Linked DNA regions of Mus musculus: all the other regions are linked to region 1. A link is a loop called in an ENCODE intact Hi-C map of the cell type or tissue named here. Cell type or tissue: left cerebral cortex. All regions are shown on one strand.

The links. A loop is a pair of places that touch in the nucleus more often than their neighbours do. Peaks named below come from ENCODE experiments on the same cell type or tissue, not always from the same donor. Only the 100,000 strongest peaks of a DNase experiment are listed, where the experiment ranks them.
Region 2: a loop joins it to region 1, with 5 times the contacts of the local background. A loop is called at or near these places in 4 of 42 quality-filtered maps.
Region 3: it touches region 1 in a loop (4-fold over the local background); 4 of 42 quality-filtered maps call a loop at or near these places.
Region 4: a loop joins it to region 1, with 2.4 times the contacts of the local background. A loop is called at or near these places in 2 of 42 quality-filtered maps.
Region 5: it touches region 1 in a loop (9-fold over the local background); 6 of 42 quality-filtered maps call a loop at or near these places.

The regions. Positions count from the first base shown.
Region 1 is chr4:5,644,272-5,649,271 of GRCm38, reverse strand. Fam110b (family with sequence similarity 110, member B) reads right to left here. Exons shown (of 3, transcript NM_173426.3): 1 at 4,862-5,000. Among named protein-coding and RNA genes, the nearest start is that of Fam110b, 2.7 kb to the right of the region's middle. In left cerebral cortex, a CTCF peak has its summit at 2,905 (motif pointing left); DNase peaks (open chromatin) are centred at 2,902, 3,295, 4,172 and 4,415; H3K4me3 peaks cover 1,834 bases; H3K27ac peaks cover 1,345 bases.
Region 2 is chr4:5,767,721-5,772,720 of GRCm38, reverse strand. The region is part of intron 2 of Fam110b (family with sequence similarity 110, member B); the gene reads right to left. Among named protein-coding and RNA genes, the nearest start is that of Gm24337, 82 kb to the right of the region's middle. In left cerebral cortex, no CTCF peak of the experiment used is centred here; DNase peaks (open chromatin) are centred at 503 and 2,064.
Region 3 is chr4:6,170,290-6,175,289 of GRCm38, reverse strand. No RefSeq gene overlaps it. Among named protein-coding and RNA genes, the nearest start is that of Ubxn2b, 18 kb to the left of the region's middle. In left cerebral cortex, a CTCF peak has its summit at 3,020 (motif pointing right); a DNase peak (open chromatin) is centred at 3,043.
Region 4 is chr4:6,133,303-6,138,302 of GRCm38, reverse strand. No RefSeq gene overlaps it. Among named protein-coding and RNA genes, the nearest start is that of Ubxn2b, 55 kb to the left of the region's middle. In left cerebral cortex, a CTCF peak has its summit at 2,620 (motif pointing right); a DNase peak (open chromatin) is centred at 2,617.
Region 5 is chr4:5,721,449-5,726,448 of GRCm38, reverse strand. The region is part of intron 1 of Fam110b (family with sequence similarity 110, member B); the gene reads right to left. Among named protein-coding and RNA genes, the nearest start is that of Gm24337, 36 kb to the right of the region's middle. In left cerebral cortex, no CTCF peak of the experiment used is centred here; DNase peaks (open chromatin) are centred at 982, 2,179 and 3,896; H3K4me3 peaks cover 2,065 bases; H3K27ac peaks cover 1,414 bases.

The DNA of each region.
Region 1 (5,000 bases):
TAGCCTCTGAACATGACTGTGAAGGATGCTCTTGATATTAAGTTAGATGAGGCAGGAAGACTTACCTCAGATGTCTAGTTTGTATCCTAGGCTTCCCTTCTGAACTGCACAAACACAGAAGGCTAACTGGGTAGAAGCAACCATCTCCTGTTGCCTCCTGACTAATGTTGCAACGCCTCACCCTCCTGCTTCTGTGATGCCCATGGAACTATACACCAAAATAAACCTTTCTCCTTTAATGTGCTTTTGTCAGATACTGAATCACAAGGCTTACAGTTAAAGGAAGAGCAATTAATATATGCCATGAATAGGCGAAGACCGCATCTTTTCCTGGCTAGTAACTGTAAGCCATGAACAGACAGGGACCACATCTTTTTCTGGCTAGTGTTTATTTTTTTTTTTTAAATCTGGCACATAATGAATCCTCTGCTAATAATTTTTAATATATTAACCTTAATAGGACAAATTATTAACTATATCCTTTTGTGTAATTACTCCTTTTTTTTTCTAACAAAGTTCCAGTTTGGGGGACCAAAGCACTGCTGGTAGTAATGGTCATTTTGAAGTATTATCCATGATTCTTCCTTAAGAAGACATCTTAAAAGGTGAAAATAATTTCTAATGTCAGTAGGAAGGAAAAAAACCCTGCTTTTCATTACAACACAAAGACCCAAAATCCCATGTGCTTAAGATTGTGTTTGTAAAGGTCTTCTCAGGAGCTGGACAATTGAAACCACATTGACCTTGGCCTGGAGCACAAACCACACCCTGGGATTCTTACAATTCTTCCAGGAACCTGTCTGCTAAATGGCAGTTCCTCTAGAACTAGGGGGCTCTCCTTTGGATGTGCATCCAAATCATTTGCAATTTTAAAGTCAGTGCAGGAAAAAAAAAAAAAAGTCCAATGCACGCACTCATGTACACACACACACACACACACACACTTTCTTTTTTACTGTTAACGCTAGAAAAAAAGCAATTTGTTTGGCTACTAAGCTTTAAAAGTGTGCGAGTAAGTGTGTGTGTGTGTGTGTGTGTGTGTGTGTTTGTGCTCTCACGAGCGCGCGTGCGCGCACACACACACATGCGCACATGTTCTTGAGAGCACTCTAGGGGCAGAGGGAAGGGAGGGGCGGTTAAGGTTCATAAACACCAGGTCCTTATGTAGTCTCTCCTATTGTGACAACTTTATCACATGAAAAAGATTAAAATTCTACCCAGTCCCCCATCATACACATGGAGAAACCAAAGGTGTCAAAATAAGGAATGCGTGGTGCATGTTTATTAATATCACTTTGCAAAATAATCATTAAGAAACCCACCCAAGCTGTCTACAAATAAGATAAGAAAGGACTGTGGAGTAGAAAGGTTGATTCTCATCTTATTGCTGCCATCACTGCTGTGGACAAGGAGAAGAGACACTCCGCAGCCATCACGCAGTACTTTCATGGTCATCAACAGGTTTGAGAATTCTCATTGCCCAGAATCACAGTTCCATCAGGTTTTGGGGACAGCAGTGTGCCTGAGTCACCGGCTCTTTTCAGGGTTTCTCAAGCCCTACTTGTTTGCCTTCCTACTCGTATTTGTAGGGGAGTCAACTGAGAAACACAGCCCATCTTTGTTTTTGAAAGATTAAGTTGAGGCTCTGCCTCAACTGTGGAACAAAACACACACACACACACACACACACATGCGCGCTCACAGTCCTGCCTCCCACATGAAAGGGATCACAGTAAGCAAGCTCATCGGTGGACAGAGAGTATGTCACAAGGCCAAGTGTAGAGCTGGGCTGTCAGGAGCAAAAACCCCAAACAGACCCAACATGATTCACAGCCTCAAGGTCTAAACCGTCTCTATCAGCCTTTTATCTAATTCAAAGACATTCAGCTGCCATCCTTCTCAACACTCGAAACAAGTAATCTTTGCCACACATTAAAAGACTATTCAGGAAAAGGAAAAAAAAACTCGATTTCTCCTACTTTTGGACTGATGATCAAGCACTACCCAGAAAATCCAAATCCGATCACTGAGTGATGAGATTTTTCTGATACCAAACCCCTGAAGAAGCGATCAGTCAGCTCCAGCAGCTACGAGGCTGCAAAGCTTTTCCTCTCTGGGCAGTAGAAAAGCCAGCCTCTGGTACTTACATCTTGCTATTTATTAGCTATGCCTCAGTCAAGTCACTAAATTCACCCACAGAAAGCAGATAACAAAACTATTGTTTGTTAGAGGAGTAAGAGGAAGCCTAGAGATATGCTGCTCACAGGACTGGCCTTCACAGGTAAGCGACTGGGAGCCAGAAAACCTTTAACTGAGTGGACTAATTTACTTCCTAGCCGGGGTACGCAGCCAGCATAGAATAAATTCAGCATCTTCACCTTGAATATCAATTCTCATTGTAACCTGCCAGGAGCCAGAAAAATGATAAGAGGTGACCAAAAAAAGCAGAGGGGAGCAGGGCCTTCCCAAATAAATTCAAGAGGGGAGTAGGTCCCACGCCCTTTGTTGCTCTGAACTGCAAGTCCATGCTAGAAAAAGAAAAAGTCCACGTTAGCTGCAGAGGCTCTTGGCTTAGCCTAGGTTAGTCCAAAGTCCACCTAACTCTAATGAAGAACAATAAAAGTGAGAAGTGCAGCTAATAATTTTTATAAGCATTATACACTTAGCATCTAGAACATTATTGGACTCTAAAAAAAAGATTCTCCAGGTAAATGCTTGCCAAACGTTAAAAATGCAAAGAGAAAACTTAAGAAACCATGTCATTCTTAACACTTGTGCAGGCTGCTGTCTGTCCCTCCGGTTGTTTTCACACCTGGCCAGCACTAGTGCAGATTAATGCTGGATGTTCCTTAAGCATACCTATGCCCTGGCTGAGCTGCCAGAGTTCCCCACAGCACCACCTACTGTTGATGGGCTATACCTACAGCAGCTCACCTCATACAAAGCCTGTCTGTAGCTAAACACTTAAGGAAAAAGATTTCCACTTAAAATCCAATAGTCGGGACAGAGGGTAAACTGATAGCTGAGTGACTAAAATATAAAATATCTAAGCTGCAAGTGTCATCTTTTTGTTACTGAAAAGGGCGAGTAGGTAATTTTATTTGTTTTCTCAACCATTTAGTCTAGAGGTATCGAACCCAAGGCTTTAAAGCTAGAGTTATGATGTGCTATGAGGGGGTGATCACACAGCAAATGCATTCATCTTTCATTAATGGCAAGCATAGACGGTGAGTTTTCCAACTAGAAACTGAGAGTAGTATTCTAAACCTAAGGAGGAGGGCGATTTGAAGATGAGGTTCACAGCAGAGATTTTCCTTCTGGTTAAGCCCTTCATGGACAACCAAGTCTTATTACAAAACTCGCCAGGCCATGATTGAATTCAGACTCATAGACCAGACAAATACCAAATTCCCCATTCCCAGCCATTGAGGATACACAGAGCCAGCAGCTTGTCAGTCTCCCGCAAACAACCCAACCTCAATTCTGATCTAAAATTAAATCACTGACTCAAAATAGATCATGCTTTGAAAGATCTGGGATAAAAACAAACAAAGGACCCACCCCACCCCCACCCCCCCAAACAGCAAAAACATAGGTTGAAAATAAAAACAAAAATAAAAAATCTAACATTTCTCTAGAACCATCTTCCATGCCCTATGGTAAGGCCTTTGCAGATTTTCAGGTTCAAAAGGTAATGCTGTCCCTGTGTTCAATTCGTGATTTTTAAGTGACTAATGAAGAGATGTCACAGATTATATGTAATGGGGTAAATCAATGGCACGTTACCATCAACATGCCTGCCCTTATCTTAAAATAACTGCTTAATAAATGCTTCATTTGAATGACCAGGTCTCAATACCACAAAGTGAATACAAATACAACAGTAATAATAATGATGATAATAATAACAACAATAATAAACGATGCTAATAATAACATCAACAGCACAGGTGCTTTCGCATGACTTAGATGGTGGAAGCTAAATAACTCTTTCACACCAAGAGAGGAAATGAAAATGGAAGTCATATTATTCATACAGAAAAAAATGCTGATTCTGCTATCATATTCCTCTCTGCAAAAATAGACTCGGCAGTCCTCACAAGCCAGCCATGCACTGTTGTCACAGATGTGCGCCAGATTTGCACAGGACATAACTTGGCTGTGGGGGGAAACCTGAATCTTAGGCAAGAAAGAATGCCTGTTCTTTCTTGGAAGAGAATGTGGTGACTGTCAATAAATCTGAATAGCAACTTTAAAGGGTCAAAAAAGCTGGGAGTCCGGTGGTTTTATTCCCACTTTGGGAAGTAATAAGGCAAAGTTATCCCCTCTTCCTTCTTTGCTGGCCACCACGGAAAGACTTGTCACCATCAGGCTCCTTGCTATAACAAAAGGAGGGCAGCACAGACACCAGCTTCTCACAGCCTAGCATTGTCGCCAAGTTCTGAGCACCGCTAAGTGACAGGGGCACGAGTGAGCCAGGACCAATTTTATTCTATTTCCAACCCTCATGCTTTCAAAGAAAACAGACAACCGAGCTGTGGGAGGACTGGAGGGAGGAGGCGGTGGGGGCAAACAAACTTTCAGAGCCCCGGGATCTGCATTCCCGCAGGAACTGACAGCACAGTGACGCGCCCACGGGATGACCTGGGTGGGGATGCAGCACGGAGTGGGGCTGGGGGCCGCCGCGTCCTCGCCCACCTTCTCCCCAGCAGTCAGCGCTCCTTCCGAGCCTGGGCCTCATCCCCGGCCCGGGGCGTGCAGCCGAGCGCAGGGCGGACAGCGGGCCAGGCTCCTCGGTGCCCAGGCCCGGCCGGAGCGGGACCCTGAGAGGTACTCCCCACCCGCCAGCGCCCCCGTTTACCTTGGCCGCACTCCGGCCCCTGCAAGGCGGCCAGGCCAGGCACCAGGCTCGGGAGACCGCGAGGAGGAGCTTGGGCCCGGCGATGCACTGCAGGCCGGGATGAAGTGGCCGCCGGGTCCTCGCCGCCGGCTCGGAATGG
Region 2 (5,000 bases), 120 kb before region 1:
TGAACAGGCAAGGCCTGGACAGACGAACTATGCAGCACACTCCCAGGATACACAGCTCTGCCCTACCGATAAAACCTTAAAAGCAAACTCCTTACAAAGTCTCTATGATTTGTAAACACTCCTTTCTAGCATATTCACTCAGCAACTCAAGTATAAAGCCAACCCAACATGAGTCAAATCTTGGATATAGGTTTTGCATATAACTTGCATATAAGATTAATTTACAAACGATCTACAATACAGACTAATATTTACAAACATATGTAAGTAAAGTATTTTCAGATGGCTACTTTAGAGTCTGGGAAGTGAATGTTCATGAACTCTCAATTACATTTCCCTACTTTGATGATCTCTCCCAGGCGTCTGGGCCCACATCAAAGGCGTTCTTATGCTACTAAATCAATGAGGCAATTTCAGATGCAGCCCTGGGTTTACTTACTGACAAAGGAGCGCATTGAACCTCCCTGGCTTCCCTCATCCTGGTCTCATTCAATCTCCTCCTGTCACTTTCCCACTGCAAGACTGGCTTTTCTTTATTAATGTGTCACCAATTGGGTCATCTAAATGTTCAGTCTGTGACCTGTTCTAGAAGCCAAGAAAGCTACACTGACATATCAAGATACCCCACAGCTCAGCTCAAACATCGAAATCACCAAATACATAGAACTGCTTGAGAAAAGCAGCACATTTCTGCTCTGTCCCCAACCTTCTGCACCTCCATGCCACATGGGATTCTTCAGCACTAACCAGGAATACCTCTCTCCAGGTGGTGTCCGCCAGGGAGGGCTGGGCCCCGCAGACTCTGACTATGGCTATCCCTCTGGGCTTCTCAATAACTGTTCTCTAGGTTTTCGATGAAACTTAGCTACAGTCAGTCCTTTCTTCTCACCTTGGGAATTTCAAGGATCCCAGAGGCTTGTACTTAAAATGAACATAGCTTTAAGATATAGCACTTGGGCAATAAATCACTGTCTTGATGATGTGAGTTGAAAGTCCAACCATGGAACTCTCCACAACCTATCCTTGCCTGCAGTGAATGGGCACTGAGTAACTTCTGAGATGGAATACTGAAATTTATATGTGCATGATCCAATTAAAAAAATAAATTACAGAGAAAGCTGTTATTTGTTGAAATATCAAAGACAAACCCGAAGTATCTTTTTCAGCCAGTGGGCTTATTCTCTTAATCTCCCACTGCACATCTTTACTATGCAGTCTACAGGACAGTTCACCAAGGAAAGAGGGATTATGAAGGCGAAGAATGATGACTCATCAAGAGATCTCCCAAAGCAAAGAAGGCATTACACAGGACAAAGTACTTAGGTGCAAATGCAGTCTGGCTATTTTCTTTAAGTGTGCTCTGGCCACGTGCTCTTCTTCACCCCCCCCCCCCCCCCATACGCACACACTTTCCTGGAGCCCTTGCCTCCTATGGAAGCTGGCTTGTTTCCATGGAGTCACGGATTTACATCTATGATATGGGTCTTACTCATTTACTCACTTGTTTGTAGTCAAGCTGCAGGCTTGACTGTAAGTATGAGCTTATGAGCTTGATGTTGGTAAGACCTGCCCTGGCTCTGCTATATAGTGGCTGCATGACTATGAAAAATGAAACCATATAAGCATAGGTCCTGACTTGATGGTAAAGGAATGGACATTATATTTTGTCTTGCCAGATTTCTGGGGACATAAACTGAAATGAGTATTAAAAACAAACAAACAAACAAACAAACAAAACATGGGACATAGTGCCAGGCAAAGGACAGGAGCAACTACATCTGTGTAGCCCAGACTCTTTCCACAGGCCAGCCTGAGAATATCTGATGGAGTGGTGGGAAGAACTGTTACCACCAATGTGTTTGTCATATACCATAGAGATTCCAACAAGACTATAAAAATTCAAAGAGAAGAGAGACTATTTTTAAAGCAATTTCTAAAAAAAAACTCCTGGTAATGAGAAACAAGTTACTTTTGAGCTAGATCTTGTCACAACAGGGAATTTACTCACCACCATGACAGAGTCATATCCGCTTTCTGGTAGAGTCTAAATGTTTGTATCCCCGCAAGCCATCTGTTGACTCTCCAGCACAGCAGTACATGGTCTGAAGAGGTGGGTGCTTTCGGTGAGTGAACACATCATGAGTCCCCACTGTCATAGCAAGGCTTACTGCACTTACAAAATAGGCTGAAGAGACTGTGCTTGCCCCTTGCTGTGGTAGGACAAAGCTACGAAGAGGCATCATGAAATGCCACATCTGCTTGTCCCTCCCCATCTTGGACTTCTCAGCCTCCAGAGCATCTATAAATACTTAAATAAACTTATCAGCTTAAAAATTAGTTACTTATAAAAGAAGTATGCTGGTATATGCCTATAACAGCACTCAGGAGGGAGAGCCAGCAGAATCAGAAGCTTGAGGATAGCCTTGGTTACTGGCAAGACAAGAGGCCAGCCTGGGCTACAGGAGATGATGTCTCAAACAAAACAAAGCAAAGCAAAACAAATTAATTATTCAGTCTAAACTTTTTTTTTAATAGCAACAGAAATGGCCTGATGTTCCAATCTTAAATGAAGAGCAATCAGGTTGAGAATGAAGAACAGGACTGTTCATGTGCTCCACTCATACCTCCTCTTGGCTCTGTTAACCTTGAGCCAGCAGTTGGCTGGAACACAAGTTACAGTGTATTAGTTTTTTTGGTTTCCAAAGGCACAGAAATATCATGAATGATGGTAATTTCTAATGTTTAAAGGGATATATAAGAAGAATGTCTGTAGGCAATGCTGAAATGAGAATCTAAAAGCAGACTGCTAGAAGCACTATATGGTTGAGTAGTCTTATATATTTATCATCATGATTATTTGTTTTAGGGTAGCAAAGGGGAATCATTTTCCACAGGCAATACTAAGCTAACATCTAAAGTTATATCCATAAAAGAAAGGTGGTTCAAATACTTTCTATGGTTCAAAAGAGGATTTTTAGAGTTTGTAACCCACAAATGACTTGGGACATGTTAACTGATGTTGCTACAAATTCTGGCTTCTTTTGAATGGAAAATTATAGGAAAACAGGAAAACATTCTCTTCAGTGAAGTCTTTCCAGAAACCTCTTTGCCACAAACCACATGGCTGTGTGCTGGAAGCCTGAGTTAGGTAAGAAGAGAATGGAAAAAAGGACAGACACACAGACACAGGTACAGAGAAGCTGGAATCAGTGTGTCACAGTCAGCAGATGCACAGTCAGCAGCCTGGAAGCTCAACCTTTACTTTACACTTCTGAATCAAGGAGGTGGGCTTATCAAAAGAACTGAGCCAAAAGGAAGAGTTATTGTATGCTGCTGGACAAGGAGGCAGGTTTACTAATCCCTGTAGGGGCTCTCTACAAAGGGGCAATCTGAAGCTGTAAATACCTAGGAGGCAGAAGCTGTGGTAGATACTCTCTGTACAGTCAACATCTGCACATGAACCAGGGAGAGGCTTTGCCATTTCCCTGATCCTGACCTGGCTTTGTTATTCCCATGAGGCCCTGGAATTCTTGACATCGCCATGCTCATATTAACAACTCATACTTACTCAGGACTCCATCGCACACCCCTTTTCCCCTGAAGTACAGCACAAAGGTACGGACACGCTTCTACAAGGAGCATCAGTGCAGACATGAGCATGGAACATGGAAGACGTTTCTTACCACTAATCCAATACCTGCCAGACCATGAACTGATCTCTTCTTTCCTAGCAAATAGATGAGCAGGTTCCTGATGGAAGAATGCTTGAAATCTGAGTGCCCTGGAATTCAGCTGGTTCCTCGTGGGGGTCAGGATGTCTGGAAACTAGAGCTTTTCTGTCTGTCTATCTCTCCTTTCCTCTCCACCTACCCCCACCCTGTCTCTCTCAGGAAAAACAGGTTTTCTACAGGAGCTACTGCAATGAGGCAAAAGGGAATTCAGAACAGAACTGGATTCCATTCCAAATAAGTCATGGTTCAGGAGGGAAGACTGACAGCAAGGGAGCATAGCTGGGGCCAGTGAGTCAATGTTACTGAGTGGAAATATCTGGTATCCGGGGACTCTGGCTTGATGGACCTTCTACGGCTTTTATTGAAAGCAGGCCCCAGGGGGTAAGAAGAAAAACCAAATTTGATAATGGTCATATACAGTGGGCTACTTCTCTAAACTGAAGTAGCAAAGATTTTTGCTACCACAGTGTGATCCAGGATTAAGACAAGGAAGACAGGCCATGACTTTCTGGCTTTTGAGGCTTGTAGGAAGCTGACCACCCTGAGCACTATGGCGAAGGGTACTTCCAGGACAGAATGTGTGCGTGGACCACATGTACAAATCCACAGCATGGAGCCATGCTCACAGCAGAGTGGGAAAGCAACACAATGAACTAAATCCTTTGGGATTATGGACATTGTGTTATCAGTAAAACATTAATGACAAATGGTAAATACTTTCAAAACTAAAAGCTAATGGCAGGTGTACCCCAGAGTCTATCCACAGGCAAAGCTCATAAAAAAGCATTACATAACTATTTATAAGGACAAATATCTTTTGGTATCAATGTTTAAAAGGTTATACATCTAAGTTTTAAATACATAAAGTACATTTAATCTTTCAGTTTTTGAAATGAAGTTATCAGAGAACCTAAATCTATTAAGCTTAATGCGGACTAATTAAGAAAAACCTGCAAAAACTGCCTTCTAGTTATAAATACAGATTATGTTTACTAATATACATATTCATGAGGCACTTATTATACAACCATTACAGACATAGCACTTGGTACAGGGTGCTTCTTGTGAATCAGAACTACCACAAGGACAATGACATAGTAACTCCTACTATGAAGTCTCTGAGGCAGGAAGGCTGCATTTTATACATCAAGACACCGAGAAGCCAAGATATTAGGATGCTCAATAGTTCATCCAAGAAAATGCTTGCTCTGCCTCTGCTATATTTCTAACATGGCAGGCTGGCTCCAAGAGTGATGCTGCTCATGGTCA
Region 3 (5,000 bases), 530 kb before region 1:
GATGATAATGGATTGAACCTCTGAAACTGTAAGCCAGTCCTTGATAAGAGTTGCCTTGGACATGGTGTCTCTTCACAGCAATGAAACCCTAAGATAGTAATCCAACTCAGGGCTGAGAATTTCATCCTGCTAGTACCATCCATGTTTCCTTGAGCAAAGCACAACCTTTATGCTGCTTAATAACTGAATTGTAGGTGAAAAAAAAAAAAAGCCAAGAGTAAAAGTTTCTAGATACAGGGCAACAAAAAGTAATTCAAAACCAAATGCAGAATGAGAGAATGAGTCTGAGGTGTTTCTGGCAGTTCTGTCCCATCTTGAGTCATGTAATGTCACTGAAGCCTTGGCTCTAAAGTCAAATGTGCCTGTTGCCCTGCCCTGCTGTACCAAACAATGCTGTCTGGAATAGCTTGACCCGAGTTGAGACTGTTGTCTGTCAGTTGAGACTGAATTAAAGTATAATTACTATACATACAATGTTTCCTGCTCTTGTCAAACATAGTGATATAAACATGGAAGACAAAGGCTTTGTAGTTTCTAATTATCATTCATCAGCATGGAATGTTAGATTACTACATTTTTAGATTGTATTATGTTAGAATGTTTGACTTAAAAAAAAAAAACAAAAAACCCTGCTGTTTGAGTCACTGACTTGAAACGGGAAAAAATTGCAATCAGGTCAGAATTTCCAACAACTTCCTAAATGGTCCTAAAAACACTTCTATGTCTTATCCTACATATTTGTACTAAATAATATTCTCAGTATTGATAATGTTAAAATCAAAATAGCGATCCATTTTTAAAAACATTGATGATGTGTGCTCTCCAATATCAAAGCTTTAATGAAAATGTATTTTTATATAAAACAACTGTATTTATCTTCTCAGTATATGAATTTGCTTTCCTTTTTAATTAGTGAGAAAATTATTTGAACACCAAATAATTGTTTGAAAATAAAATTCTAAGAACATTTTTTATCTGTATACTTATTTATATATATTTATATATATTGTATATTTATTTGTATACTTATTCCCTGGAATTGTGTAAAAATTGTGAGGCATAAGTGTTATGAACAGAAAAAGTTTAAGACTAGCAAATGCCATGATGTAAGACCACTGTGGTCTTCCCTCAGTCAGGCTGGAGACAAAAGTCAGAACTGTTATCAGCCATTTCAGAACTCTGCAAGCCTCCTGTCAGCCTTATGCAGGGACCTTGTATCATCTGTTTGTGCAAGACATACCCCTTGTGCAAGAGAGTCTCTAGGGTTTTTGCGGCTTCTTTTGATCAAAAGATTCTGATACAGACTCCCAACCACAGAATCTCCCTGGCATCCACAGGGTAGACTGAGGTTGGGCTGAGCTTCTGAAGTTTTCAGCTCTAGTGAAGCAGTATGGTGTGTGGAGGTACAAGCCTTGAACCTCTGTCTATGACTTTCATGTCCTGTGTGACTTTGGCTCTGAAAAGGGCTGGGGAACATCCACCTGGAGCACCACTTTCATCGTTTCTCAACCCTCACGCAGTAGGAGACAGCAGTAATTGAGCTTCACTGACTTAGAAGGACCATGGCATTTCATATGGTAACTCTGGGCTTCTCTAGATTTGGTCTGGGGGCTGTATAACTAGTTGCCATAACAAAGCAGCACACATATGGGCTTTTAAGCACTGATGTTTATTGTCTCGTAGTTCTAGAAACTGAAAAGTCAAGATGGCCAGTGGGTTCTGGCCAAGACATCTTTCCTGAAATTTTGATGGCTGCATTCTTACTATGTCCTTGAACTGTGGTGTTGGAAAAGAGATTGTTGTAGTGTCTATTGAAATAAGGATACCAATGTTATGAACAGGATTGAATTGCTTCCCATATCTCTACTTCACAATGTTATCTTTAGGACTAGAGCTTCATGTTTTAAATATATGAATTAGCAGTACAACACCGTGCAGTCCATAGCAGCTCCCCAAATCCTGCGAGATAGAGAATTCAGACTCTACATCTTCTTATCTTCAATGTTTTCTCTACTGCAAGATCCCAGGTAAGCTCAGCAACCAGGCTCACAGTGTGAGCATTCTGACTTGCATTTTCTCCCTGGTATCTACTATGATAGGTTGTCCCGGGGTGAGGATAGAATTTTTCTCTCCCTAACTCTGAAACTCAAGTTCCCTATCTGTTAGTGTTGAATCAAGAATCCTCTCTGCAAGTTCGTGCAATTGAATACTTGATCTCCAACTGATTGAACTGTTCTAGGAGCTAGAACTTTTGTGTTATTAGACCTAGCCGTCAGACACAGGCCAGTAGGGCTAGATTCTGAGCCTTATTGCTTAGCCTTAATCTGGTCCTTTTCTCTGCTTCTTGATCTGCTAATGTGAACAATCTACATCACAAAATCTCACTACTAACAACTGCCTCTCTCCTGCTAATAATCCTTCCACATTCTCCATGGATTTGTTCCCACCTGAAACTGAGCCACAGAGTCCATCCACAAGTTGCTTCTCTTATTTATTTATTTAGCACAAGAAAACCAACTAATATACCATTTAACATTTAAGAACAATAACAATGAGTTATCTTTGGGGTTTCCCTTTCTACTGTAAACTGTTTTTACTCTATGTTGCCAAGAAAAGCTGGACCTAATTGTGTCTGGTTTGGCTATTTCTCTTTAACAAAATCTGGGGCTGGAAAAATGTCTCAGAGGTTATGAACACTGTCTGTTCTTCCAGAGGTCCTGAGTTCAAATCCCAGCAACCACATGGTGGCTCACAACCATCTCTAATGGGATCTGATGCCTTCTTCCAGTGTGTTTAAAGACAACTATAGTGTACTCATATACATAAAATAAATAAATCTTAAAAAAATTCTGCAGAGAAGTTTTTGGTGAATACAAGTTCAGTCAGTGGAGTGTGTGTGTGTGTGTGTATGAAAAGATTTTGCAAGCTACATCTTAATTGTTAAAACTATTCCTTGGTTTGTGATTATGCTCCCACATTTTAAAAAAGAAGCAAAAGCTTATTCAGTGTGACACATTTCCACAAGAGGGCCCACCAGCATCAACACAGAGCCTTGAGCTCTAACTTGAGCCCCAGCACCAAACTTCTAATCTTTTATCACACAGGAAGTCTCCAGGAAAGTAGTGTTTATAAAATATACAGGGTGAGGGGATCAACTATCTTGCTGTGACTAGTGTTCCGTGTGGAACTGTACAGTTGAGTTTGATTAACAAAAGGATGAACTGCTAATATGAAATTTGCAGCTGCTGTTTATTCATTTCATAATCCTTTAAGGTTTAGAAAGCAATTTTAAAGCAGCCAGGGTAACTGAATTTTTATTTCACTTATTGATTTAGTGAAAAATGTTAATAAGAGATTCCTTGAGTGTCCTTCTGTTTCTAGGGACACCCCCCCCCCCCGCCCCCCTTCCTGCTGCTCCTCTCTTTCCCTTGCCCTCTGCCTAACACAAGCATGCTGCCCACCACAGTCCAGGCAGTGACGTCTCAGTCTCTGCCTGGGCTCTCCCTAATATGCATAATAAAAGCCTCAACCCCTTAAGAGCACTCACACCTTCTCTTTGTTTGTTTGTTTCCTTTTTTTTTTTTTTTTTTTTTTTCTATTCAGAGGGTGGTGAATTACTGAGAGCAGTTATTGTAAAGTAAGTTACTTTAAATAAAAGAATAGTAAAAAGATACTTTGAAACCTGTTCTGTGAGTCTGCCTTTATCTCTGTAAAGACTCCCAGCCAGGTAAACTGCCTTTCTTCGCAGGAGACCTAGCAGCTCTGGAAACGTGAGGCCTGAGACCTGATTTAAATTAATTAACAAGGCAACTGCAGCCTCTGAGAAGGAGCTGGTCCGCCTGCTGTTATTAAAGCATACAGTTAGCCAGTCAATGTCGTCCTATATCTGAGAATTTTCAATTGATTAATTATAGCAGGAAGTATAATCCAAATGGCTTGTCAACTTAAATGAGTGACTTATGGGCAGAGGTCTTCAGCTGTCATGCAGGACAGCATTTAATCTTCAGCTGCTACACAGAGCAGCGCTGGCTTTCAGTTTCCAGACCTAGAAGATCTGAGAACGTTTTCTGTGGTGAAGGGACCTGGGAAAACTGACCAGGCACAGTATGGCAACCAATCCAATAGTGCCCACGGTTTGGGCAGAGCTCTGGCGGCAGGCGCGGCCTGGGAATAATGTTACCACAATTCAGGTGATATAGTTGGCGCCTCATTGTCTTCATTGGAGACCTTAGGGTTGCTGCTAGAACTGGCATTTTGTCTATCACAGCAAGCCCCCCCCCCCCATTATGTTTTATAATTTATTTTTTTATATCCCATTCGAGGGCAACCCCTCACAGAGTCCTTCCTTCCATCCTCCCTCCCCTTCTCCTCTGAGAGGGTGGACCCCCTCCTGAGTATTCCTACCCTACCCGTTTGGCCTTGCTCCTCAAGTGGCTGCAGGGCTGGGTGTGTCTTCTCCCACAGGCCAGGCAAGGCAGCCCTGTTTGGGAACAGATTCCACGGTCAGGCAACAGCTTTATTGACAGCCTCTGCTCCAGTTGTTGAGGGACCCACATGGAGACTGAGCTTCATGTCTGCTACATACGTGCCCAGGGCCTTGGTCCAGTCTATGCATGCTCTTTGGTTGGTGGCTCAGTCTCTGAGAGCTCACAAGGGTCCAGGTTTGTTGACTCCATTGGTCTTACTGTGGAGTTCCTATCCCCTTCAGGGCCTTCAATCCTTCCACAAAACTTTCAACCCCAAAATTTACTTGTCTAAAAGAAATGCAGGGACAAAGATGGAACAGAGACTCAAGGAATGGCCAACCAATAACCAGCTCAATTTGAGATCCATCCCATGGATAAGCACCAATCCCTGACATTATTAGTGATACTCTGTTATGTTTGAAGACAGGAGCCTAGCATGACTGTCCTCTGAGAGGGTCTACCCAGCAGCTGACTGAAACAGATATATACTCACAGCCAAACATTGTATGGAGGTGGGGTACTTTTATTGAATAG
Region 4 (5,000 bases), 490 kb before region 1:
AGTATTGACAGGAACCAAGTCTTGCTATAACTTGATTTCTGTGCCTGTGGAAGGGGCAAATTGTCTTTGTCTGTGTTCTTGGATTTGGACTGTCTGCACCCGTGGCAGGGTTGATCTGTCTGTGTGCTGATTGTCTTTCTATTGTGTTGGTTGGAATTAGTTATCTCATTCTGTGTTCTTGGACTTGGACTGACAGCATTTTGGAGATTGGACAGACTGAATCTATCCCCTTAAACATTCTCGTTAACCACTGGAGGAGAAAACTTGTCAGCAGTAGTAAAGAAGAGAAAGTTACTTACTCTCTGCATCTCTGAATGGCCCACCTTCAGATTAGGGAGGCCACCTGTAGGGACCTTCAACTTGGAGGTGATCAAAGTTGTAGAAGAAAGTCTTTAGGCCAGGATCCCTCGGACACCCAGACCAAATGTTCTATACAGTTACCCAGCAGAATCTAGTGGAGGACCCTTTCCTCCTCCCCCTTCATAGATAAAAGCCTTTCTTTACCCAAAACCCACTTCACTGGTTCTGGCCATCAGAGAAAAAGGAAACATGGGAGAAGGGATCCATACCTGAGAAGAAGTCGATTTGCCAAGACCCTTCAACAGGGGACTTGTTGCTCTAAGACCCTCCTCCTCCATACCGCCCTACCCTTGTCCCCATGGCCCTGCCAGTACCAGCACTGGCTCTGGTATCCTCAGCTCATATGGGACCGGGGCCCTTGTATCCCCCTTTACTGGAGGGAGGAGCAGGAGGAGACCCCCCCCAACTTCTTGGTCCTGCCATGAGGACCTGAGGTCTGAGAGCCACCTTCCCTGATACCATGGTGGCTCTCCCACTGAGAGCATATGGGCCTCTAGAAAAGGGCAATCAGGCTATGCAATATTGTCCCTTCTCTTTAGCCTACTTGAATGACTGGAAGGCCCATCCGCACCTTCCCCTTTTTTAGATAACCCCAAGAGACCAATTAACCTCTTTGAGACTGTTTTATTTACTGATCAGCCCACCTGGGATAATATCCAACAACTCATGAGAGTGCTTTTCAGGACAAAAGAGTGAAAGAGGATAATGCAGGAAGCCAGAAAGAATGTCCCCTTAGACATGAGGGTACCATTGATTGATCAGGCTGTCATCAACAGTGAGTTTCCCCTGACTAGACCTGACTGGGAAAGCAGAAGGTGAGGGGTATCTGAAGGTCTACCACTAGGCTCCATTGTCAGGTCTCAAGGGGGCTGCATGAAAACCCACAAATTTGACCAAGGTATGTGAGGTTAGGCAGGGATCAGATGAGTTGCCTGCTGCCTTTCTAGAGTGACTCATGGAGACTTTCCATCAGCTATGACCCCAGCAGCAAGGAGCACAAAGCTACTGTGACGATGGTTTTATAGACCAGGCTAGTAGAGATATCAGGAAAAGGCTTCAGAGGCTAGAGGGACTGCAGGATAAGTCATTGAGGGACTTAGTGCAGGTTGCTGAGAAAGTCTACCATAACAGGGATGGGCCGGGTATCCAATTCATTTATGGTCATCCCAGACTGTCCCTTCCTTCTGTTTGGGCGAGACTTAGTCTCCAAGATAGGGTCCAAATACACTTCCTGCCCGAATGGACACAACTAACTGGTCCAAAAAAGAGAGCCCAATGGGTGGAGGAAAGACTTATCTGACTGGCTCCTGCTGGGAGCCATGGCTACCTGCTTTACAGACAGGAGCAGTTTTCTCCATGTAGGTCAGAGACAAGTGGGTGCTGCTGTGGTGGATGGCACAAATGTTGTCTGGGCAGAACCTTTACACCCACCCCCCATCCCTGCATATCAGCACAGAAAATGGAGCTAATTGCCCTCAACAAGGCCTTGAATCTTGAAAGGGAGGAAGAAACTATGAAAGTTTTCTGAGCTCATTCCCCATCACTTGTTTAAGAAAATTAACATCTATACAGATAGCAAGAATGCCTTTGCCACAGCCTACATCCATGGGGCCTATATACCAAGAGAGAGGACTGCTTACATCAGAGGAAAAAGAAATAAAAAACAAAGGAAATCTTGGATCTCTTGGATGCCCTGATGAAACTGTCAACTGTGAAGATTATTCATTGTCCAGGACATCAGAAGGGAAGAGACTCAGTGGCCCAAGGCAATAACCAGGGAGAAGTTGTTTGAGAAGTGGTTATGCAGGAGCCTATCCCGGGTATGGGCCTGCCAGAGACACCTGCTGGGAAATGGGACTGGACTAAGGGATGGCCTCACTTAGAATATACTGAAGAAGAAAGGACTCCGATTGCCAGCCACCCTACCAACTACTGCCTAGAGAAGGAAGGGCAGTGGCACACACAAGAAGGAAAACCTATACTTCCCCGAAAACAAGCTGCTGAGGACTTACTTGACCAAATCCATCGATGGCCTAGATGAGTCTCATCAGTCAGACATAACATCCATGTATACAATCATCAGTATGTATGATTTGGGGGATAAATGGGCCCCATGTAGCCTTTACCTGTTTTCTTCCATACAGACGGAAAACTCGTGAGGATTTCGGCCCCTTAGAAGAGCAGAAATTGAGGAATGCTGGATTGAATGAGCATTGCTAGTATTAAAGATTTCTAAATAAAAACCTCCTGATTCTAATCCTCCAGCAGGTGGTGGTATCCCAGCACCCAAAACTTACTGACTGGAACTTGGCAAGGGATTTCTCCTCAGGATTCAGTTTAGAAACATTCTTTTCCATAGTAGTAAAAATTTAATTTATAGAATAATACATGCTCATAAAATTTACTACATTGCATTTTATATACTCACTTGGGATATCAACTGATAGTTTTTTCTTTTACTATCTTTAGAAATTGCAATCCCAATCCAGTTAATAGATAGATAGCCTCAGGTGATGTGGCTTCCAATGTGTTGTTAGTTTCCTTAACAGAGCTTTGCAAACACTTTGGTTTTAGGGAATGTTTCAGGTGAGTAGGGGATGATTTACATTCAATTCTTTGATCTTAGTGACTCTTTTGTTTCCAGCACTGAGAACCAATCCTTGGGCCACACATGCTAGGCAAGTGCTCTGCTGCTGTCTATACAGCCTTGCCTTACTTTATTGAAACGTCAAGAAACAAAACAAAAAACAAACTCGGCATAAAAGGAGAATTAAAGGAGATAAAAGTAGTCAGAAAGTCAATTAAACTAATGGTATAATTATATTATAGAAAAATCCAAAAGTGTACACAAAAATAGGTGTTCCCAAAAAGGTGCAAATATTTAAAATTCTGTTAAAAGCAGCTAAATTCCATATATAATTTAGTAGAAAAAAACCTTGTTTGAATGGATTTGATTTTTTTTGGGAGACTAAGATAGAATAAAATACAAAAGAAAAAATAGAGGAAGGCATTTACAGAGATTAAATAAAGTAAAACTGAAAATAATATTTACATTAAATATAGATTAAATGTACATATTCAATAAGAACTACTAAGTACTTCTATTTTACACATCTTACAAATGAATACTGAAAATTTCTAAAAGCCAGACAGCAAGCAAAAAAGCTTTTATGGCAGTCACATCTGCTATGACTTCCCAAACACTTTACAACACCTTTCTTTAAGTTAAATGCTAATTGGTGAGCAATGTTAACGGTGATCATTGAAATAAAAACAAAGGGACTGTTATTGTAATGATGCTTCACTCGCCATGTGTGCAATATCTAGTGATGCTTATGTCATATAGAATACTAATGCTAATCTAAAACATGCTACAGAAACGGGCTCTACCTCATAAATTCCATAACCAAATGCTTATTGTTTTTATGTAGTTAACATTAAAAGCCACAAGTCAAATTATTTGGTGCTATTTAGACAAAAGTTCTTTGAAATTCTGCTTTGTTTTAATTTTTTTATCAGTTAGAAATGAGAAATCACTTACAGAGAGGATTGCTATATATCATTTCCTTGGAAAGACATGGGAACTGTCTGTGAAAGTTTTTAATAGGACAGACAGTAATCTGAGTTGATTTAGGAGGTATTATATAAACAAGCGATGGGGAATGAGCTCAGAGAACTTTCATAGTTTCTTCCTCCCTTTCAAAGAAGGAAGGAATAAATCCATCTTATCAAAACATTCACTCTCTAAATATCTAAACCTAAGAGGCTCGAATAAGTGGCATCAAAAGTCTTGTAATCCAGTCTCAGAAGTGGAATAGATTAGATAATGAATGATATTTATATACTATGACTGATTTAAGCAACATTGAGAGGTGAAAGGATCCTAAGAGCATCAGTGTGCTTTAGCCAAGTGTAAAGGGATTTGTGGGAAAGCATTTCTTCTGTCTCAAGCTAGGCAAGGCAAGGTCATGTGATTCTGGTCTTCTGAGATGCCATAGAAAACTTCATGAGCCTTCTCTCTCCCATTCTTTCTGACTTTGTTTTACACCCACCACTGTTACTTAGTCTTATACATGTTCCTGGATTTTTATTTCTATTTACCAAAATAAAGCTTCACCTAGTTGAAGGTAACATATGAATGTTATCTAGTTACTGTTTACTTTCTTAATCTTTCCATCATTTGTGTGTGTGTCTGTCTCTCTGTGTATGTATATGAATGTTTATGTTTATGTGTGAGTTTGTGTGTGATTGCCTCTGTGTGTGTGCATACACACGTGTGCACACATGTGCGTGTTTTGTGTTGAGGGATCTGGAGATTGAACTTTGGGCCTTGTGTGTGCTAGGCAAATACCCTACTACCATACTATATCGCCTGTCCCCACAGCATATATTCATACTAAAGAATGTTGACATGTTACCAGTTTTTAAAATGTATATGTTAGTATCTCATAATATATGAAACACTGTCTTGCGTTTCTTATGTTTTGTGCCAGGTTTCCAATTTTTCAGCCTAATGAGTTACTTAGCACCTTTATATATATATATTATTTGGGAAATATGGAAATGGAAATATCCAGTGAAAAAAAGATAAATGTGACCAGCAGCCATATACATGATATGAATTGCTAAACCCCAGTGAG
Region 5 (5,000 bases), 77 kb before region 1:
CCTATAACTAAATAATTATTACGTATAATTATGATATAATTGAGGATAGTATATATATATATATATATATACATATATATATATATATATGTATATATATATATATATAAAGTTATTATATAACTACGTCAATGTATCCCTCCCCAGATGAGTGTCTGAGCCTAAGTTTTAAAAGGCAGAATGGTTCTGTCTATGTCTGCAATAGGAAGAATGTCAGGCCAAGAATGATGGTTATACAGAAGAGATGCCTGGACTTTTGTAGAAAAAACAAACAAACAAACAAACAAACAAGCCATCATGACTGATTACAAATTTTAAACTGTCAAAAAATATCCATTTTTATTTTCAGTTTTCAAGCATAGATTCTCCCTAATGTATTAAGAACAAAAAGTTAAGTGATAAAAGTGTATGTTGTGTTACTTTGCAAAAACTTGATCTCCTTTTATTAGTAGATGCTAGCTGGTGCTGTGGCCCATCAGAGGTCCATCAGGGAGTGTATTAGGGTAGGCACTGTACACAGTGAGGGTGGATGAGGTTTGTACGCAGCAGGTGTCATATGAAGAATGGCTGTGTCTTCATTTCACCCCCATGGTGTCTCACAGCTGAACACATCTTCCCACTGTCTCGAGGCTATCAAAGCCACTATGCCAAACTCCATTACGGGCCATGAAACTTCCACAATGCTTCGACTTTCCTCTTGAAATTGCTACGTGAGTTAATGCTGACTGGATAATTTATTCCTTCCCAGGAAGATTTGGGAGTGAGGGCATGTGGTATGGTGAGGTACAGTTAGTAACCTGAAGGGTTTCTCTGCCCAAACTGTGTACTGGACCACTTTAAGCAGGATACAGACCGAGACAAGAGAAGTTATTTTCACAGAATATATAAACTGCAATCTTGGCTTTTCAGGACCAGGAAACACTTTCTGACAGTTTTTAGAGTCTGCATGACTCTCTCTGCTGATAGCAGACGCATGGTGGCAGCTGGCCAGCCCTGTGACTGGTGACTCAGGACACAAGTTTCTGTGGAGTCTGCAGGCTGACACAGAAAGACATCGGTTTTCAAGTTTAAGGACTAGGAGAGAGGCAGGGGCTCTGAACCCAAAACAAGGTTCTTTCCGGTGATTCTTTGAACCTTGGTCTTGCTAATAACTATTTTTTCTTTCATAATAGAGTACCTTTATTGCAGAACTTAAGGCTTTTTTTTTTTAATCTCCCTGTCTGGAAAATGAACCAGGCAATTCTTAATAGAATAAAAACTGTTGAACATGGTAAGAACACATCTCCCTACTGTGACATTCCAACTGCAAGAGCAGCATCTTTTGAACAAAGCCTGGAGGCAAATACTTCCTCAGGCGTGGTTGATAAATACCTACATGTGGCTATTTCCCAAAATGAGATCTGCTAACACTCACTGTACTAAAGAAGCTTCATTGAGACTACGAGAGGTGAGACAAAGAAACCCATCCAAAATGAAGGCTGCACACATCTGTGAAGAAACAATAGTACATTACTTCTCCAGCTAAAAACCAGAGAGCAACTCACAAGCCTTCTGCCTTCCTCTAATTAAAGTATGATCTACTAAATTCTCCTTGTTTTCGAATTATCTGGGAGTCAGGACTCAAAGTGAAGTCAACAGCCCTGACATACACCAACAAAGACACCTAAATAGAAGCAACACCGGCTTTCCCAAACCGAAAAGAACCAATGAGAATCACTCCCAGGCACATGCACCCTTGCATTCAGGTGAAAACAAGGCTCCTCCATGAACAGACAAGCAATCTCTCCCTGCGAGAATGTGTATTAGTATGGAGCACTAATACACAGTGCACAGACAGCGTCAACAAAGCAAGATCAAATTAGACAGATGACACTATCAGCACGCTTCATTTCATGCATGGCTGTGTTGCTCAGAAGAGAGAAAGACTCGAGTAATTACCGTGAACTGAGACTCCTTCACTGACCTCCGCCTGCAGCTAGCTGCAGGTCCTTATTCCACCGAGCCTTTGCAACAAAGAACACCTGCTCTGCTGAGTAGGACTCCTTCTTTAATGTAACCAACCATGCACCTTGCCTATGTTCTGCAAGAACACAGCACAGTGCCTCTGTATCTACGTCTCTAATGCAGCATAAGGATTACTGTGGAAACCTATCAAGCGTGTGAGCAGCAACGCCAGCCAATGAGGATAAGGCACATGCGGAGTCCAGCACATGCTCTCTGAGGCACAGGCTGTCACCAGCACTGAGCAGGCTGCTAATCTAATTATAGCTAGTTTGCTAGCACAAGAGTTACTGGAGCAAGGCACCGGAGCAAATTAAATTTTAATAAATTAAACCCCACAGACACAATCATCTTGATTTTCTGTCATTTTAAGGATTAATGTATTACCTCCTAACCCGTAAGTGAATTTTAAAGTGTGTTCTTATTTCCCTCTCATCTAGTGAAACAAAGAATACTTAGATCAATGAGTGTGCTACCTGCTAACTTATACTGAGACCCCAGCACTGAAGAACTATCATCAATTTGGAGGCTCAGACATACTAGTGAGGGAGCTAGAAAATCCAAGCCTAGCTTTATTTACCATGATTAGTAATTTGCCATTAATTTTCAAAAGTGCTGATCAATTAATTTCTTTTCAATATAGTTTAAAATGCCATGCAGATTTCCATCCACAGTGGAAAAAGGCTAACCAAGGTGTCAAAAATCCTGAGTATAATGATAAATAATTCACAGATCAAAGTGAAAAAGTGATCGCAAGTCATTCTAAAAGGTGAATTTGCCTGTTATACAGTTTTCTGAGAAATGTTGTCCTTGGAGCCAGGTACTGTGCGAGGCAGCTTGGTATAGACTGAAAAGCATATGCTGTCATTAGTAGTGTGCTCCCTGGCCTTATGATCTAGAGCTTTCATTCCCAAGTTGTATGGCCCATAACAAGTATCTAGTCTCTGCCTCTCAGACATAACAGAAGGAGTCAACACAAAAGGTTATTACCAGTGAGCTCTAAGCAGTGAGCACATGAGGTCAAAATTAAGCAATCATTTTTTATGGAATAATTTGACCTACCTATCTACCTACCTACCTTCCTTCCTTCCTTCCTTCCTTCCTTCCTTCCTTCCTTCCTTCCTCCCTCCCTCCCTCCCTCCCTCCCTCCCTCCCTCCCTCCTTTCCTCCCTTCCTTAACTGTATCAAGGGAAGTAATAAATAATTAAATAATTAAATGATAAATGGTGATGGTGCTGACAGCAAGCCTGACCAACCACAGTTCTTTCACAAGTACTCACTGAAGTTTGGAGTCATTTCCCTACCTCTGTGTATGGAACATTCTTGGTTGTCTACCAATGCAGTGATCTCTATGAAATTATAAACATAAGTGAATCTCACTAATGACATACAGAGTAGACTATAAAACACACATTTCAGAAGTACTTGGGTTTTGTAACGAGAAATTCAACTTCAGAGCTACAATTTAGAAAGAAGAGAAAGAGCAAGCTCACCTAGTAAAGGCAACGTTAGCTGTGAGATGAACCGACCTGTGCTTCTCTCAGCATTAGTCTCCTTCCTCCAGACAGATTCTATAGGGTGAAAAGCTGAGCAAGTCTGCTCATTTTTAATTCCTGGACAACAGGCTGCTCTCCAAAGCCAAGTTCCACCTCAAGGATGCAGTGTAAATCTCTTACTGTCACACATTCCATTCTTTTGATATTTATCTAAAACTTGTCACAAAGAGCTGCTGTATTCCACAGGCACTGCAATTTGCTCAGATATTCCTAAGAATCATCAAGAGAAATGGAAAACAAGTACTGACCAAGAACACGTGACTCTTTTGGAAAAAGAAACCAGCGTGAGGAATGGCTTGACTCATGTATCCCCATGGCTAATGATTCATGAGTGATGCTCAGGCAGGAATGCTGACATCCACAGCAACCTGGAACTACAGGATGGAGAGAAGCTTGCCAGGGAAAGTGGCTGCTGGCGTATTGCAGTGACGGGCGGAGCCCATCACAGTTCTCATAAGGCAGAAATCTAGAAGGAGCTCCCTTGGTCCCTTGGACTGAAGCACAGCTCCCTGCAGGCTGTGGGATGCAGACTAGTAACACTTCTAAGCATTTATCTAGGAAGCATCTAACAGTTTCCACCTTCCTCTTCCTTTAACAGGCGGCTAGCTCAAAATAGGCACTAAAAAGCTGTTTGATTAATTTGTTTCTTGCTTATTTTGTTGAAGACATTAAACAGATACTTTCCAAGAGAAGGAAGCAACTGTCCTTTCTTGGATCTTAACCTCCAACAGATTCCAATATTTGTTTGAACCAGAATAACAATCCATCAGTAGTCTTTCATAAGGCCACTCTGTGAGGGGAAACAAGGTAACGCATTATCTGTACCTCTATGTGTACACAAGTGCTGCACGTCGCACATGCACACACAGGTAAGAAACATTTCTTTTTGAGTTTCAGTCAACTCATCCTTGATTTTGAAAACAAAAAAGCATTTTTTTTCACTAGGTATAAAGGCAGGCTGAGCTGGGGAACAATGCAGGACGAAGTGTTCTGACTCTACCAGAGCTTCCACACTGACAGGGAAACAAATGGCCACTGTGTCATTATTAATGAACAAATGAGCACTAAGGACTCAGTGAACCGCAGTGCAGCACAGGATTCTGAAGGCACCTATGTGGGTGAAGAGGCTGCTCAGTATTGGGGACCATTCTCTGCTGCCTCTGTGATGACAACTTCAGAAGTTGTGAAGGTCGTGAGAGGCTACAGAGGCTGGAAAGTGCAACAGGAAGGGAAACAAAACCAGGCCAAAGTGGGAAAAGAGTGACAGAAGCCCTGAGGAAATCTAGATGATAGCTGGACTTATTCCTGTAGACCTTTCTTGTATCAGTCTCCCATGATCCCGGCCTATTCTCGTTGCTGTTGTTTTGTTGTTGTTATTTTGCTTTCATCAACTTGACACAAGCTAGAGTTAATTGAAAACAGGAAACCACAGAGGAAACAAAC